2 separate regions of the Homo sapiens genome follow, and region 2 is linked to region 1. A link is an interaction called in ENCODE POLR2A ChIA-PET data of the cell type or tissue named here. Cell type or tissue: GM12878. All regions are shown on one strand. Links, peaks and the distances in the headings refer to the core of each region. The heading gives the core; the rest is flanking DNA.

Evidence for each region. ChIA-PET counts read pairs that join two places held together with the same protein. Peaks named below come from ENCODE experiments on the same cell type or tissue, not always from the same donor. Only the 100,000 strongest peaks of a DNase experiment are listed, where the experiment ranks them.
Region 2: POLR2A ChIA-PET joins it to region 1 with 23 read pairs; 2 of 35 experiments call an interaction of 5 or more read pairs at or near these places.

Annotation. Positions count from the first base shown.
Region 1 is chr3:119,656,012-119,666,579 of GRCh38, forward strand. POPDC2 (popeye domain cAMP effector 2) reads right to left here and starts at 4,578. Exons shown (of 4, transcript NM_001369919.2): 1 at 3,922-4,578. The coding sequence starts at 4,412. It overlaps LOC105374063 (a long non-coding RNA gene), which reads left to right and starts at 10,259. Exons shown (of 2, transcript XR_924390.3): 1 at 10,259-10,427. It also overlaps a transcript of COX17 not described here. RefSeq lists an enhancer at 6,833-6,882. In GM12878, for the core only: no CTCF peak of the experiment used is centred there; no DNase peak of the experiment used is centred there; H3K27ac peaks cover 2,734 bases.
Region 2 is chr3:119,549,556-119,557,555 of GRCh38, forward strand. All of the region lies in intron 2 of CD80 (CD80 molecule), which reads right to left. Among named protein-coding and RNA genes, the nearest start is that of CD80, 6.1 kb to the right of the region's middle. RefSeq lists enhancers at 757-976, 4,345-4,444, 4,675-4,724, 4,785-4,964. In GM12878, for the core only: a CTCF peak has its summit at 1,257; a DNase peak (open chromatin) is centred at 1,081; H3K4me3 peaks cover 7,592 bases; H3K27ac peaks cover 7,797 bases.

The DNA.
Region 1 (10,568 bases), core at 1,020-9,019:
TTGGAAATGGAATTGCGTGTAAATCATGCCTTGGATGGGGACAATTATCAGGCATTATTAACAAAACTAACACACTCCTCCCTGAAGGAACTAAAAAAAATTTTTTTTTATCACGTAACTCAGACTTTGAAAAGCATGGGTCCCAATTGGCTATAGAGAAAATAAACTTGAAATCACATAAAATGTCCTAGTAGGACATGTTCTTGTTTCTAGCACTACCTGAGGCTTAGGTGCATGTCTTTCCTTGAGTTTCATAAGAAATCCTTGTATTTTTTTAAATAAAGACCTTTTTTCCCCCTTCTGTTGGCTAGAGTGGGTTACTGTGGCTGCAGCCAGAAATCCGAATTATTTGCTTTAATTTTATGAATATTCTTAAGTCTTAAGTCTTAAGTCATTAACTGCTCTTGACTTGCCCATGACCACAGGCTTGGTTTCACAACTTAAGGGGTTAGGAGCCTTACTATTGCTGCTTGGTGCCTTTGTACCCTTGTGGCTGTACCTAGCCTAGTGCTCTGCCCCTGCAGGGTAAAAAGACTGCATTCCATGAGAACTTGTTAGAACTGATGGCATGTCATTGATGATGCCTGAGGACAGGGAGTGTATTTCAGATGTGAGGCCACATCTGGAAGAAGATTAGAATCCAGTATGGGCTTTATCCTTCCCCCAACCCGACCCCTGCCCAGAAAACTCAGAGTTTCATCTTTAACCTCTCTTCTAAAGTGAGTTATATCAGGCAATAGGGGTGCCTCTATTAGGCAAAGGGGGAAGATGAAAAAGATCTCTAAGGTACACCTTGTTCATTTGGGGGAGATATCCTTCCATTATTTCTGGAGGTTTATTGGCTAAACAAATATTTCTGGAGCATCTCTCATGTTTCTGGAGATCTGGGAATGCAGAGATGGGCACAATCTGGTCTTTGTCTTTGAGGATTTCACAATTTAGTGGAAGTCACAGGCACATAAATAACTGGCTGCAAGTCAATGTGATAGGTGCTATTGTGGAACAGTAACAGAGGAGAGAGAAAGATTGGTTCTCTTTGGGCAGCAGACCTCTCGAAGGAGATGACATTTGAGCTGAATTTTGAGGGATGCAAAGGGTATTGAGAAGCAGATAAAGATGAGAATGAACAAAGACCTGGGAAATCCAGTGTGGCAGTCTGTTCTCCAGTATCTGCTTTCTTCTCTTCCTTAATGGTGCTAGATTTTAACTGGACACATGACTGCAGAGAAAAAAATCAACATTTCTCTACTTCCCTGGCTGCTAGGCATAGGCAAGTGATAAGTCCTGGCCAATGGGATATCAGCACTCCTGAGCCTTGCTCTTAATGAATGCCTAGGTATACATGCGTGTATACAAATTACCAAAGACCAGCACCAATTAAAAAAACAATTGCACCTATTATCTGACAACCTAAAGCTGGAAGACAGGAGCTTTATTCAAGACTCTGAATAAATATGTATGGAAGGGGGAAAAGAAGGAAAGAAGGAAGCAAGAAAGTAAGGATGAATAAATGAACAAAGGAAACCAAGGAACAAACTCACTTGTGTCACCATAAAAGGGGATCAAAACCTCACTGAAAAGCTTCCATAGCAAAGGAAGACAGCAGAAGAGAATGGCGCTGCTGCAGCATATGTCAGCTCCTTAGGCGAGGATTTCGGCCACCCAGGCAAGCCACCAAAGAGTGACAACCGTAGAGTGTAGATAATGTCTAATGATCTTCGTGGCTCGCTGAAGCCATTTAAATCGGAATGCTGTGCCCTTTATCATCTGTTTCTTCTTCCTTCTTGATCTACTGGAAGATGGATGATCTTCTCCTAAATGAATAGCTTAGATAGTTAGTTGCCTGCTCAGGGGGTTGTATATATGGAAGTTTGTGTTTTGAATTTTATATGAGAGAAACGTCTAAGTTAAGCGCTGCTTAACAGGGTGATAGACTTTGAGAAAGTCACTTTCCCTCTCTGAGTTTTGAAAGAGATTGGTTTCCTTTATTAAAACAAAACAAAAAGACTTCTGAGGTTTGAGTGAAGGACTCTAGAGAACAGTGTGCATGTGAGATGTGGAAGTCTGCACAAGAGTCCCCACTTCCTGGCACAAAGTTCTTGTCTGCTGCTTTGAGATGTTTGGTCCCTTACTGTAACCAGCCCAAGGTTCAGTGATTCTCCTTTAAAACTAGAGCCCAGTCATAGACTAGAAGCCTTTTCCTCTATGTCCAGCTCAGCAAAGCTGAGACAGGGTGACACTGAAAGATAACAAAACTCTTACTCCAAACCTTGAAAGGCAGGAAAAAAAAAAATCAAAATTGTCTAATTTCTGACTCAGCCTTTTGATGCTAAGTATACCAGGAAAAGCTACACCAAGGGCAAGCCCCCCTCTCCCCTTCACTGGGAAGTGATCTTATACAAGTTCACAGTAAATCTATCCTAACTGAACTATACAGTAACCATACATGCTTCCAGCAAATGGGCACCCTACACTGGAGGGAGCACTTCTGCTGCTCTCAATTTCCTCCTTTGAACAGACGAGCTATAACATCATGGGTCTCATGAATGAGCAAGTTCCCTAAATTGTCTTTAAGCATGGAACTATAGGTGCAAACATTTTCACAATAGTTATATGTATTTGTATTTACATCTATATCTGTTTACAAATAATCGCATTGGTTTACACTTTCAGTTCACCAATAAATGAAATGAAATGTACCCTCACAAAATGTCTCCCCTCCTAGCTCACTCTATCCAGGACCTCTGAGTTCAAACAAAATCAAAACATATATACATGATACTTCAGGTTCTATAAATGAATACACAAACACGTATTATTACTATTAGTGGTAGTTGTAGTACCATTAGCATCATTGTCAAACTTTTTTCTCCATTGTGTGGTTGGCAGTATTATCTGGATTTGCTTTTTTTTTTTTTTTTTCTTGGAATTGGAGCCTTCTAATTGCCATCTTACCTTTTCTATCACATTCTCCTGGTCTCAAGAAAGCTGGTGGAGTGGGGGTTGTGGGGCTCAAGAGCCACTAGGGCAGTATAAAAAAATCCACAATTGCCTACTAAGTGTGTAGCACAGAGCCCCGTGATGTTTTCTCAGAAGAAATCAATGCCCAACATTCACATCCAGGTTGACTGGGCATACACTGATCCTGACTAAGACCATTTCTGCCCATATCTGACTGTCAGCCTTCTCCAAAAGAGGCGGTGCTTCCACAAAAGCCTTGATGAGATAGGTGTATCACTTCTCTTCTCCCATTGTTGGGCCCTCAGATTTACAGTACTGTACTTGACTTCTTAGTCTTCAAGAACCTCAATAGAACAACTGGAAATGGAAAGGTGGGCAAGGGGTATTCACTCTCCCTACCTGGCTACATACAGCTACCCCAAACACAAGTGGGGCTGTTTGCTTGATGCCTTGGCAGGGAACAGGGGTTATGAGAACCACCCCGCTATCCCGACCTCCCATTTCTGGCATTGTTCCCTGAATACAGTTGGTGCTTAGCAAATGTTGAATTTGAGTAAGGAACAGATTAACCTTATTGAAATGTTAGTTTTTCAAAGCTTACAGAGATATTGCTGCAGCTTAGGCATGACACACTGATATGTGTGTGGTGATGGTAGAGGGGTTATTTAAGGCCCAGGCTCAAGACACACGCACTGCACACCTTCCAGCAGCAAGTGCACATACAATCATTCTTGCCAACCAAGATGCCTCATGAACTGGTTTCTTCTTGGAAAATGCCAAGAAAGAGGAAGCAACCCCACTCTTAGAAAAATCTATTTTGGTTTGTTTGACTTGTCACATCCTTCCCTCAATGGAAGGGGACACGAAATGGAAAGGGACATGAAATGGAAAGGGACACACTAGGAAATGAGAAGTGTGGGCTGGGGAAAGAAATTCTGGGCAATGGATAGAGTAGCTTACCGGCCAGAGAGCAGCAGGGACAGGCGGTTGATGGGTGTCTCACCCTCCACAGCATAGGTCTGTTCAGTGGCCAGAGTTAAGACCTGCTCCTCGCAGCAGTGAACAATCTCCTTGTATGTCTGTAGGGGCACCTGCAAGGGCAGGCACAGCGTCTTGTAGAGGAGGTCAAACTCCTCAGGGAGGGTGTCCTCACGCAGGCGGTATACCAGGTGTGCCAGCTGGAGCAGGCAGACCACAGCCAGCAGGAAGCTCCAAAGAACAATGTCCAGGCCACAGGCACTGAACCAGCCCCACAGCACGCAGCACAGGTAACCTGCACTCAGGAAGCCAAAAAGATAGAAGCATCCATACACCCCACTGCCCCCCATGAAGCCCAGGAGTAAGAGGCAGTTGGCTAGGTGGTAGACAGCCCCTTCCACATCCTGCTTCCACCTAATGCACGCTGAACCCTGCAAGAGAAGCTGGCCCACTCTGCTGCTGTTGGCGCTCATCTTTGGGGCCTCTCAAAGCCTCACTGGGCTCTAATACTGTCCTCACATAGGAAATTCAGAAAATGAATGAATCCATCCGCTCAGGGGTCTTCTCACCTCCGGCTTCTCACTACCGACTCCACCTTTCCTAGAAGGAATGCTTCCGGTGGCTTTGGGAAGGAATGATGGAACATAGTACACTTCATGGAGAATTTAAAAACCTCTTTCTCTCTCTCTCTCTCTCTCCCCCTCTCCCCCCCTCTCTCCTCCCCACCACCCCCGCTGTCTCAGCAAGGCTCTGGCTCTCCCTGCAGAGCTCTGGCAAGCTTCCTTGGTTCCATGTTTCTTGGGAGTCTTCAAATTTGGTTCTTAGCAGAAAAACCTAAATAGTCCCAAGGGAAAGTAGCACTACAGGACTGAAAAGTCCAGCAGCGTGGGATGATGCGGCCACATCCTGCTCTCTGTTTTTCCCAAGCAGAATGAGGAGAGCCAGCATGGGAGGCACATTTGTGTTCCATTTGGAATGTGTTCTCTCTTGGCACCGGAAGAAAGGGTGACCCCAGATGGATACCATGTTTGGAATTGGAATCCAAGAGGTACTGGCAGTGAGAAAAAACAGGCCAGGCACAGGCAGCCTGGCAGAGCACTTAACATACCTCCCAGAGGACAAGATAAGACCTCAGGGTCAGAGAGACAGACAAGGAGAGAGAAAGGAAAAGTGAGCACAGAATTCACCTGAACACCTCAGGCAGGAAACTGTCCCGAGCTCCCTTTGGGGAGAGCCAGACAGTGCTTCTGAGTGAGGACACATCAGAGTAGGAAAGTATGGGACTATTATCAGAAAAAATCCTAACAGTGAAAGCTGGAAAACCCCCTGAAGGCCTTTATTAAGTCACACTGCAAATATCATTATGTATTTATTTGACATCCATTTAACAAAAGTAGCTATGTAAAGTGGCTTTTTGAATTCTAAGCTGGCTTTCCCCTGCATATATCTGGATCTGGTAATAGTAAACAAATAATAATACATTGCCCAGATCATCATCCCACCCACTCCGGTGCTTCCAAATTATAATTCCCACCTATTAAACACCCATGAAGTGCCAAACCTAGATTAGGCATTTTATACACTTATAAGTTAGTTGTGACAACAATCCTTCAAAATAAATATTATTCTCCTTCTAGATCTGGAAGAAACTGAGGCTCAGAGAGGTAACAAGCTCCCACAGATGGTCTAAGTGGCAGAGCCAGGATTTGAACCCAAGTCTGTCAAACTTAATACTCTGTCCCAAGGGGTTTGCCAGTAAGTGGAAGTACAGTACTAGATCCATGACTCCCAACTCCACACTTCTATGAAGTCTGACAATTTTCAAGGAACTTCTGGTTGAACCTAGGAATCTACTTTGGGCTGCCAAGAGATAAAGCTGGAGTATGCAAACATTAGGCTAAGAAATGTTAGTTGGGCACAGTGGCTTACGCCTATAATCGCAGCACTTTGGGAGGCTGAGGCGGGTGGATCACCTGAGTGAGGCTGGAGTTCGAGACCAGCCTGGCCAACATGGTGGAAACCCTGTCTCTACTAAAAGTATAAAAATTAGCTGGGCGTGGTGGCGGGCACCTGTAGTCTCAGCTACTGGGGAGGCTGAGGCACAAGAATCTCTTGAACCTGGGAGTCAGAGGCTGTGGTGAGCCAAAATTGTGCCACTGCATTCTAGCCTGGGTGACAGAGCAAGATTCTGTCAAAAAAAAAAAAAAAAGGAAGGAGAAGAAAGAAGGAAAGAAGGAAGGAAGGAAGGAAGGAAGGAAGGAAAGAAAGAAAGAAAGAAAGAAAGAAAGAAAGAAAGAAAGAAAGAAAGAAAGAAAGAAAGAAAGAAAGAAAGAAAAAGAAATGTGACTCTCTGGATTCCAAATGACTCCTTGATTCTTCCTCCCTGCTGCTGGGTTAGCACTTACTCCCATTACTCCTATCGCCCCTGAAGTACAGGCGGGGTGCTCAGTAACCTCCCAGAACTAATCAAGGACTCAATTCATAAGGACTTTTACTATACTGCTATAACTTGATGAAAATTTATGAGAAATTCAAAATTGTCAAATATGGTGAGAAGGAGATGTTTTCACTCAACAAATATTTATTGAGTGCCTTTTATGAGCTAAGCCCTTGGGCATCAAAGATCCTCAAGAGAAACTTTCACCCTGTTAGGGTAAAGAGACCTCAAAAAACAAAGGCAGTTCAGTATGTGAAGCACAACAACCAAGTTAACTTTGAAGGATGGTGGCAGCCTAGAAGGAAGGGTGGCATCAGGGAGGGAAGATGCAAAGAAGGGCTGGCCTCTAATTTGAGGTTTAGGGGTTGAATTCACCAGGCAGGTAGAGGGAGAATAGCATTTCTAGTGGGGAGAACAGCATTTCTAGTGGTGAGAACAGCAGAAGCACGGGCACAGAGGCATGAAAATGCATGGCATGTTGAAGGAAGCCAGTTTTTTCTTAACCTCATTAAAATCATCTGACCAACAAATATATACCTTATTTCCTCCTTTCTAAGTTAAGAGGAAAAAAATCAGTAAAGAGCTAGAGTATTTGGAGAAGAAATGTCACTGAGGTCACTCCATGGACATGATTTGGACCCCTGACATCATTTTAACAGTGGGGTTTGGGGATTTCCATATACTGTTTTTACATCACTTGCCTGCCTCCCAAACAACCCCCCTACTTTAACAAGCAGCAGCTGCTCATCCTTCTATCACAGACATGCAGCCCCTGAGCTTCCAGAGTAGCTGTCCCTGCCAGCTGTAAGCAGGGAAGTCAGAAGCATAGAAATGAAGAAGCAACCAAAGCTCTGCCCAAGATACAATTTCAAAGCAGCTCATCTTTCTTAGGAGACCTGCCAAATAGGTTGGCCCTGACCCATTAAAGAGACAGGCAGACCCATTAACTCTATGGTTCACTTGTCCTGCTGTCCAGACTGCACTCAGCCTGCTTTCCTGTCAATCCACATATGTGCTATCTCAGCAGAGGGGACTAACATTTATCAAGCAGCTATTGTTTTATGTTATCTTACTATACCTATTTTTTGTTTTAATAGAAGCAGCAGGCTCAGAGAGGCTAAGGAACTTGCCCAAGGTCACAAAGCTAGTCAGTATGTGAATAAGGATTAAAGCCTAGGTCAGTGTGTCTCTGAATTGTATATTCTCTACAGTATATTAATAACATCCTACCAGGTACTTTTGGGAGTTTACATGTGTGCATATACAAGCTCATCTATTGCTGCTGGAAATTTGAGTACATTGCCAGGGTGGCATACGTGTCAGAGAATCATGGGTGCATGTAATAGTGACATTACACTGCAGTAATAGTGGCCTGCAGTAATAGTGACATTGATGCCCACAGGATAGGACCTGTGATCAGAACACAACAATGAAAAGTTGTGTCTTGTGTAAGTCCAGATTTGATAGAAAAGGAAAGAAAAAATGTATTGTCTGTCAAAATGGTATGTTCTTATAAGGAAATACACAAACATGAAGGCAGAACACAATAAAAAACAACTGGGAAAGAAAAAAGGAAAGAAACATAAGTTTTCTCATTTGTTGAGCTGATTCAATTCAATAGGCATTTATTCAGGACAGACTATGTGTTCCAAGAACAGGGGATATAAAGATGAATAAGACAATTATCACTTCAAGAAACTTTCAGTCTATCCCGGATACTGACTCAGAAACTGTAATCCAATAAAATAAGTGTACTTAGGATTCAAAGAAAAAACACTTATGAGGGAGCAAATAATTCAATCCATAGGGACTTTTACTATACTGCTATAACCTAACTAAAATTCATGAGGTTGGGGGCGTGATGGCTTATGTCTATAATCCTAGTATTCTGGGAGGCTGAGATGGGAGGATCACTTGTGCCCAGGAGTTTGAGACCAGCCTAGGCAACATAGTGAGACCACTGTCTCTTAAAAAAATATTTTTTTCCACGAGAAAACATCACAGGGAAGGTGACTTTTAATCTGGTCTAAAAAGATGAGTAGGTTTTCCCCAGCTAGAGGAGGGCATTCCAGGAAGAAAGAACAGATTGTAAAGTCAGTCCCAGAAGTAAAACAAAATACGTGGCATATTCTGGTAACAGAGAACAGCTTGTTGTAGGTGAATCAAAAGGAGCAGCAGACAAGAGGCAGGCGAGGCAGGCGGGGGCCATCTTATGAAGTCACCAGAGTCAACAAGTGTGGTCATGAACTCAGCCTGGTCTTCAAACTGTTTGTTACTTGTCCATGCTGGTTCATGCTGGGGTAAGGACAGAAATTGTGACTTTAGACATTTTTTATAGCAATTTCACAGAGAAACTATGGCCTTTGAACTAACAAAAATTCTGGGTTTGTATAGCATATTTTTAAATCTATATGGGTTTATTTCATTTTCCTAGTGTTGGGTCTGTGATGAATTGAGGGGAAAAAAGCTGGTTCTTCACCACATACAGTTTGAGAAACACTGAGCTTGGGGTTAACACTTTCCTAGTATAGATACTAAAATAGAACAGAGGCATAATTTTATGCTCTGGACACATAGTGTCAAGTTGAACTTAAGCAGACACTATTGGTTGTCTTCCATAGCCATTTCCCCTTTTTCTTCAGTTTATGCAAATCTAATTTTGCTTGGGTAATATGTTAAGGAAGGTGGGCTTTTCCCCAAGTTGCCAGAGCCTGAACTAAGATTGGTTGAAGCCAAGCACAATATCTCATTCCCCTTGATAGCGACTGGCACAAAAGTAGACCTGTGAGCAATGAGATGTAAGAGGAAGTACGTGGGGGAGCTTCTGGGAAAAAGTATACTCCCTGGTAGATAGCAGGCCTACCTTTCATCCAGGCTTGAATAGTTGCGTGACGATGTAATGCTTGAAGTTACCATAGTCATGAGATAGGATATGCCTAAGGATGAGAAGGGTAAAGAGCAGAAAAATAGAACAAGCCTAGGTTTTTTTGTTTGCTTGCTTTTTTAAGACAGGGCCTTGCTCTGTCAGCCAGGCTGGAATGCAGCGGCACAATCACGGCTCACTGCAGCCTCAGTCCTCTGGGTTCAAGCGATCTTCTCACCCCAGCCTCCCAAGTAACTGAACTACAGGCATGTACCACCATGCCGAGCTAATGTTTTTATTTTCTGTAGAGACAGGTTCTCACTATGTTGCCCAGGCCAGTCTTGAACTCCAGGATTCAAGCAATCCTCTGGCCTCAGTCTCCCAAAGTGCTGGGATTACAGGCATGAGCCACCACACCCAGCCAAGACTAAGTTCTTGAAAGCACCACTGAGCCACTATCTCAAACCAGGAGCTTTTAATTTCCAAACTTCCTAACAGGGAGGTAAATTACTTTTCTGTATTGCTTGTGTCAGTGTAGTTGGGTATTCTACTGCTTCCAGTTGAAAGCATCCTAATTCAGATCTCACTAAGGACAACTCTTCAGGGAACAGTTCTCTGAACATCTGCTAATTGTCACATTCTATAAAAACTGAACATCAGAATTATTTTGCTCTACCAATAATTTTCTTTCTAAAGTTTGAGCAAACTATGAGAGGAATTCCTCCATAAACTCAATTTGACTGTTCAGGGTGACCTGTTAGGTGAACAAGATGGTGTAGTGGAAATCTGGTTGTCTATTCAATATCCATTTACCTCTTCCTCAATTGTGACGGAATTTGTTTTGTCCAGATATCAAACCTGCACATGGATCTAAGCAGGGGTGGGATGAAGGGGGCGGATCTTGTGTAAGCCAATCAGCATAAGGTATTCTGTTGATAACTATTACTGGTCCATAAAAATACATATAACCTAATTTGGCTCAATCAGACCTTTAAAAAGGGGACTAAGAGTCCATGCCCAGGGAATGGTTTCTCTCTCTTCCGCTGGACTTTAACAAGCAAGCACATGACGGGCTTCATCAGTCCTGGACGAGAAAGCTGAGATGAAAATAACTTGAGTCTTGGATGAAATCAGTGACCCTATGATATCATCACATCTAGAGCTGACTCTAACTGGACTTCCAGCTATGTGAGTTTTCCTTATGAGGATTTTCTATTACTTGCTATCAAAAGCACCATAATTGACATAGATGGAATATCTAGCAGTTTTTAATACCTAAAGAAATAAACGCTGGGCATAATCACACATGCACTGTTTAGGAAAGCATCT
Region 2 (8,000 bases), core at 1-8,000, 110 kb before region 1:
TCCAAGCCCTCTCTTTTCTTAGATAGCAGGATCATGGGGCACTAGCACCTTTCCATCTCACCAGCCATTCTCAGGCCTCTGTCAGACTGGATACGGCCCCACCACAGCACTGAACAAGAGAGTTTTGTGATGGTGGGTATTTGCATAGCAAAGTGAGGTAATGCAGAAAGGTCCAGGCACCTCTTCAGCAATTGTGTGGAATGTTGCCAGTCCCTGCTTTAGGGAATATAACTGAAAGAAAGGAAGAAATAAAAAGACATACTTGAAGGGAGCATATTTCAAAGTGAAGCTATATTAGCTAAAGATCAAATGACAACCCAGACACTCCTAGTGTTGCAAGGAAAGCAAAATGAGACGTAGAAGGAACATGGGCTATCCATCTCCATTGACTTGGATTCTAGTCCCAGCTCAGCCACTTGCTGTTTCATCTGTTTCTTCATCTCTAAATAGGTATGACACCTACCCCTTGGGATCACTGGAAAATTCAGTTCAATTAAATGATATAAATAAAAAGTCCCAAGGACATAGCAGGTCTTCTGTAAGAGTTTCCATTTTTCTTTCTCCCTCCTCCCACTGCCAACTCTTACCTTTCATTTCACTCAAGGGTTATGTCAGATATATAGCACTCTGGTCTTGCTATGGGCCAGACAGACAGCAACTCACTTGTCTGGGCCTCCCAATAATAGGGTCTTTCCCCACCGAACTATTCATTCCCAGCCAAAAAGAATCCAATATTTCTCACTGATTTTGGTATGTGGTGATGTTAGCAAAAGTGAAAGCATAGCTGAAAGAGAGACTATCTAATTTTGGTGATGGCTTCTGAGGAGTTTTTGTCCAGCCTTCTGAGGAGAAGAGTGAAGAAGAACAGGACTAAAAAGAGGAACCCAAAATCTTCCGAACAATTTGGAAATTCACACGGGAACCCAGTTTTCGGGATTCCACCACACAGAGACAGAAAACAGTCATTATAAATTTGCCCAAATTTATATCAGTTTTGTCTGTTTTAGGGACTCCATCACACACGGACAAAAAGCAGTTGAAACGGAAATGTCTCTAACGATTTTGTCTGCTTCAGTGACTGGCGGGGAAAGTCAGCACCTGGAAATCTCAATATTACTGTCTCAAACCTGGTTGAACTTCTGAGCTTGCTTTGCCATTTTTGAATGGGCATTGTAACACCTACCCAACCCAGTGGGTGCAAGGATTCAAAATGAGATACTGCTCATAAAAGTCCTCCACAGTACCTAGGACATTAGAGGGAGCCAGTGTCTTCCCCAGAGATCCACACAGTTCAGGTCCCACTTTGCTCACATCTACTCTCGTGGCCCCTTGTCAAAGAGGCCTTCCCTGACTCTCCTTGAACAGCGCCATCCTCCCTGCCCCCCTCCATCCTGCTACTCTTTAGTCTCTTTGCCTGATTTGTTTCTCTTCAGGCTTGTCTCCAGCTGATATATATTTTTACAACTGTGATGTATATTTACAGGTATATGTGATACATAATTACGTATGGAGCTATGGAGCAGAGGCTTCCTCCTTTGTTCACTGCCATATCTGCAGTGTCTAGAACAGGGCCTGGCCCATAGTAGGTGCTCAGTAAATACTTGCTGAATGCATGTCTAGGCATGAGGAAATGAGGTCTGGCTCCATCCACTGTGTATTAGAATCATAACCTTGAGCAAGCTGGGTAACCTCTCTGGGCTTCAGGTTCCATCTCTGTAAAACAGTCATAATACTATTGCTATGATTTGAATGTGTCCCCTAAAGGTTTTGTGTTGGAAATTTAATTCCGGGTGCAACAGTGTTGAGAATTGGGACTGTTAAAAGGTGATTAGGTCATGGAGACTCTGCCATCATGGATGGATTAATGCCATTTTTTTGGGAGTGGGTTCACTACAGCAGGAGTGGCTTCCTTATAAAGGATGGTTTTGGCCTCCTTCCTACTCTGCCTTGGGCGTGCTCTCCTGCCTTTCTATCCTCTGCCATGGGATGATGCAGCAAGAAGGTCCTCATCAGATGTGAGCCCCTTGACCTTGGACTTCCCAGCCTCCAGAACAGTAAGAAATAAATCTCTGTTCTTTCTAAATTACCCAATGTCAGGTATTCTGTTATAGCAGCACAAACCAGACCGAGATAACTATCTTCCCTGCTTCACATAATTATCACAGCGATCACAGGATACCAGATGTAAAGTGCTTTCTTAACTTTAGAATGCTCTACAGATTTTAAATGGGGCTGTTCTTTCTCATGCACAACAGCCTGCTTTGCTGAACCACACCCCCATAGGACCAGCATCACCATGGTAACTGGCTGATTCTTGAACTGAGTTCAGTGCCCATAGCTGGCATGGGGAGCCCCTCCTGCACCTCTACCCAGCAGCAGTCAGAAAGGGCCAGAGGCTGTGAAAGGAGGCGGAGAGAAGGCAGAGATGGACGGCAACGCTGCTCGCCTTCTGGCGAATGCATGGAAACTGCCCACCTGTAGGGCACAATAGGGACACTCAACACTGCTGGCCTCAGCCTCTGCCTCTCCTGACCCCTTGGCCACCCTCCTGCTCTGACCACTTCAACTCTGGACTGCTAGCCACACAGGAGAGGAAGCTATTTGCCAACAAGAGTAGAGACCAAGAATTTTAGACAAATAATGGACCTCTCGGCCGGGCGTGGTGGCTCACGCCTGTAATCCCAGCACTTTGGGAGGCCGAGGCAGGCGGATCAGGAGCTCGAAGATCATCCTGGCTAATACGGTGAAACCCCGTCTCTACTAAAAATACAAAAAAAATAAATTAGCCAGGCGTGGTGGCGGGCTGATTTTTGTGTGGAGGACTTTTACGAGCTGTAGTCCCAGCTACTCGGGAGGCTGAGGCAGGAGAATGGCGTGAAGCCGGGAGGCGGAGCTTGCTGTGAGCCAGAGATTGTGCCACTGCACTCCAGCTTGGGCGACAGAGCAAGACTCTGTCTCAAAAAAAAAAAAAAAAAAAAAAAAAAGGACCTCTCAAGGGCTCAATCTAGGCCAGGCACCCGTAATCCCAGCACTTTGGGAGCTGGCCAAGGCGGGTGGATTGCTTGAGCCCAGGAAATCGAGACCAGCCTAGGCAACATAGCAAAAACCCCATCGCTACAAAAAGAAAAAATAGATCTCAATCTACAACAGAATATTATTTCAGAATATTATTTGGCCGTAAAAGCGAATGGAGTACTAAGACATACGCAACATGGATGAACCTGAAAGACATAATGCTCAGTGAAAGAAAATAGTCACGAAACGCCACATATTGTAAGAAATGTCCAGAATATTCTTTCTTACCTGGATTCTGGAAAAAAAGGAAGAGAAAAGAAATGTCTAGAACAGGCAAATTCATAGAGACAGAGAGTAAATTAGTGGTTACGAGGAGATGGGGTACAGGGGAATGAGGAGTAGCTGCAAATAGGCGCAGGTTTCTTTCTGGGATGATGATTTCCATCATCATCCAGAACATTTCCTTCTGGAATTCGATAGTGATGGTGGTTTCACAACATTGCAAATATACTAAAACCCACTGAATTGTACACTTTATTTATTTATTTATTTATTTATTTATTTATTTATTTATTTATTTATTTACTGAGGCAGAGTCTCGCTCTGTTGCCCATGCTGGAGTGCAGTGGCATGATCTTGGCTCACAGCAACCCCCGCCTCCAGGGTTCAAAAGATTCTCCTGCCTCAGCCTCCTGAGTAGCTAGGATTAAAGGCACGGGCCACCTTGTGTGGTTAATTTTTGCATTTTTAGTAGAGACAGGGTTTTACCATGTTGGCCAGGCTGGTCTCAAACTCCTGACCTCAGGTGATCCACCCATCTCGGCCTCCCAAAATGCTGGGATTGCAGGAGTGAGCCACCGTGCCTGGCTGAATTGTATACTTTAAAACGTTGAATTTTATGTCATTGCAAATAAAACATGAAGGGAAAAGAAGAATCCATACTAGGAAGACCTGAGTCTTCCCCACCCTCTCCGTGCAGCCTGGAGGCCTGGAGGATGCAGTGGCCAGTCTGCAGTGCCCCTCCCAGGGAGTTCAACCTCAGCAGCCGTTAGAGAGGCTGCCCTCGCAGGGGTCTGGGAGCTGCATCACCACTGCTAGTGGAGAAGGGAGAGAAGCAGTTGACACAACATCTTTTAACTCACCAAATGACGGGACATACATGATCTCCCTGGAAACACAAGTGTGCTTTTTAAATAAACATTTTCCCTGACTATGAAATAAACATTCTTAGAAAGAATGGAAGATATAGAAAAGCGTGAAAGTCACCTATTGTCTCACCACCTGGAGATTTTACCGTTCCTGGTTTGTGCACACTCTTCCAACAGGAGTGACCCCCCTCTAAATGTTTGATTAGGTGAACTAGCACCGACAGGGCTGGTGTCAGCCCTGGGCTAGGTGCTAGCCACACAAAGGAGACAGGCAGAGCTGCCTCTGGCAGCCACAGGCTTGAGACCTGTGTCTCCTCGTGTTCACACTGTTCCTGACTTTTCCCCCTGTTTAGACCCTGCTCATATACTCTGTACCATCTGATCCTTACTTTTTCTCTTTCTAAACAGTATTTATATCCTTAAAATGCACAGGGACTTGAACAGCTGTTGTCAGGGTGATGATGGCAACAATCACTGCTCATGGGACCCCTGGGCCAGCAGCATAGCGGTGTGTGTTGCAGGGAGAGGAGGATGTGTTCTGTGAATGGTGGCACTTTGGGGTATTCTCTTTTCTCCTAGCTCTGAGTTCTCAGACTATAAACTTATAGGCAATGCTTTTCCTACATCTCTTGCCTCCTCCTACAGGAGGCCTTTCCCCTCTCCTTAGACCTGACCCTCTCTTAAAGGACTCCAGCTCTGAAGGAAAAGCTGCCCACATTGGTCCCTCTGAGGGCTGCCCTGTTAGAGCCTCTGCCTTACTGCCACCAGTTGCTGGACTATAAAGTCAGGCGTTTCTGCCTCCATAGACAGTGCCTGCAGGCCTAGAGGGGGAGAGGAGCCTGGCTGGTTCCACCCTGTGCATGAAAGAGGAGTCCCTTCCCCTGGGCATCAGTGGCTGGGCAGGAGGAGAGGGGGAACACCTCTGCCATGGTGTGGCAGGAGAGGAAGGCCTAGTGTGGCAAATCTCTGCCCTGAATAAAGCCCTCTATAATCCTACTCCACTGTATTCACTGAATCTCACCTCCCACAGACCATGCACACTCACACCTACACTCCCGTTGAGCAGTCCTCACTAATTTTACATGGTACACACTCTCCAACCCATCAACTTCCTTCTGATCCAATTCTTTTCATTAAAGACATCATCAGTTACTGTAAGTTACTGAAATAACCTCCTAATAGGTTTTGCACAGTCACTGTGGCTGCCCTACAAGCCACTCTGTTCTTCAGTAACACTTTTTTCCTTTTAAAGTTATTTACACCTTTACTACTGAAACTCAAAGTGTATGGTGGAGCAGCATCAGCATCACCTAGGTGCTTCTTAGAAATGCAGAATCTCAGGCCCCATCCCAGACCCACCTAAGCAGAAACAGCATTTAAAAAACTATATAGACTTTATTTTTTAGAGCTGCTTTAGGTTCATCGAAAAATTGAATGTAAAGTAACCCCCTCCCCACATATTCACAGCTTCCGCCACTGTCTACATCCTGCGCCAGGGCAGTACACTTGTTACAATCAATGAACCTACATTAACACATCATTACCACCCCAAATCTAGAGTTCACGATAGGGGTCACTCCTGGTATTGCATATTCTATGGATTTGGGCAAATTTATAATGACTTATATCTATCATTACAGTATTATGCAAAATAGATTCACTTCTCTAAAAAATTCCCTGTGCTAGAAACTGCAATTTAGCAAAACCCCCAGGCTATTGGTATGTGTAAAGAGTGAACAGAGCTGGGGTAGACCACGCCACTCTCCTGGGTAAAGCCCTTCCAGCTTCCTGAATAACATGCGGATTCATGATTATAACTCACAAGTGCTGCAGGGTCCGGTTCTTGCTCACTGGGCCAGTCCCTCCTCTGCTACTTCCCAGCTCACTGCCCCTTCTTGCTGGCAGAGGAAGACAGCACTTCCTCAGGCAGTGCCTGTGCCCTGCCTTCAAAGCACGTGGCTTTGTTTGTTGGCCACACTTTAACACATTCATTTGAGTGGCTATTGGATTACTTTTCCTCTTTCCAATGATAGTAAATTTCACAAATGCAAGAGCCATGTCCCCAGGACCAAGAAAAGTCTCTTGGTTTTAGGAGATGCTCATGTTTGTTGAATTAATAAATGATTAAACAAAAGAATGAACACCTGTGCCAGCCTCATCCTTACCTTTGTGCCTTTGTCCAGGCTGTTGCCCTGACCAGAATTCTCTCTCCATCATCCATCTGCCTCTGTAAAGCCTGCCCTCCTTCCTGCAGCCCAGTCTGTTACCCACTTTCCCAGATCTTGGGCTCCTACAATCAGGGCAAAGCATTTCATTGCTCTTTGCTTGTTCTACATGGGTTAGCTTTGCATTTCCGCAACTAACATATGCAGACCTCTTTGAGTGCAGGAATCCTAGCCTCAACTTTTATGGCCCACCTGGCACACAGTAGGTGCTTCATTGACTCAGTCACAGCAGCAGTAAAACCAGGATGTAGCTAGAGAACAAGGTGCTTTCCTAAACATCTTTCTTTAGCTCAAAGATCTCTTTCCACTTACCTCTGACCCTAATTTTCCTTGTACAATTTCTAAAGTCTGGGTTTTAATTTTTATTTTATGTCCTCTTTTACTTTTTTTATTGTTCTCCCTCTTTCTGTCTCTCCCCCTCCCTGCCCCCCTTATTTCTGGGAAGCCTGTACAAATTTCCTTCTATATATTTTAAACTCCTCTGTACTCCCCAGAAGACTAGTTTGGGAATGCTTCCCCAGCTCCCCAGAAGGAAATTGTAACTGTTGGAAATGTAATGTAACTGTCAAATATATAAAAAACCTGAGGTGTAAATTGTGAAATGTAGGCCATGTTTCTCTTGGTTCTGAAACAATGTAAAATAGCTCTGGACAGAAAATTTTAAATGACCACCATCGCAGTCAAGTAATCTGTGGGCCCCCAACTCCTCTTCTCTTCCCTCTACCTCTCTCTCACACCTCTGATATTCTAGGCAGTACTTTATGTGAGAAGTTTTTAAGACAAGGACCCTTAATAGTCGGGTCTTTGCAGACTGGCAAATCATGCTGGAGCCCAAACTTCTTTGTTTTTGGGAAACTGGGAAGTATGCTGCTCACTAGAAAACAGATCTTTTGTTTTCTGACTTAAAAAAAAAAATCAGAACCATCCTGCCAGCAGGGACAAGCCTCACCCTTCTTGACAGTCCCAAAAGTTCAGCACTCTTAAGATCACCTGAGCAGGAACAAAAGCCTCTAGAAGTCAAATTATTACTTTCAGGACATATATGTAATACCTATGTGGCAGATTAAAAATAACTAAAAACATAATTTTGTGTTAAATCTGATACCACTTAAAGTCAGATGCCAATGTTGAAAAAAGATCTCAGCATCCAAAGCAGAACAAATAAGATTAATGTATTAAGAGGAACTTAAGAAGGTTAAGAAGATGAATGTCATTAAGAGGAATTGTCCTCAACTACTCTCCCGCCTTCAGATTGGAAAGAAGATCACCATTGTTCAATTTTAGAAGCAGGACACTTTCGCTGAGCTGTATCATGAAAACATAGTTTGGGACTAGACTCCGAGGCCAGTATCGGCACATCACAAAATGTAAATGAGCATCTAATATTCATGGAAGAGACCATTATGAATCGGCTGTATGGTTTTGTTAAAATAACACTGTCCCTTCCACGCTTCCTTGAAGGCCTGGGTTCTTGAGTTAACTTGGTTGCTAACTTGCTGTGTGATGATAGGCAGGTCCTTTAACCTCTTTGGACCACAGTCTTCTAATCTTTAAAATCTTCTGAAAACACCCTGAAGGTTCCTTCCAGCTTATAGGATAATAGAAGGGAGCA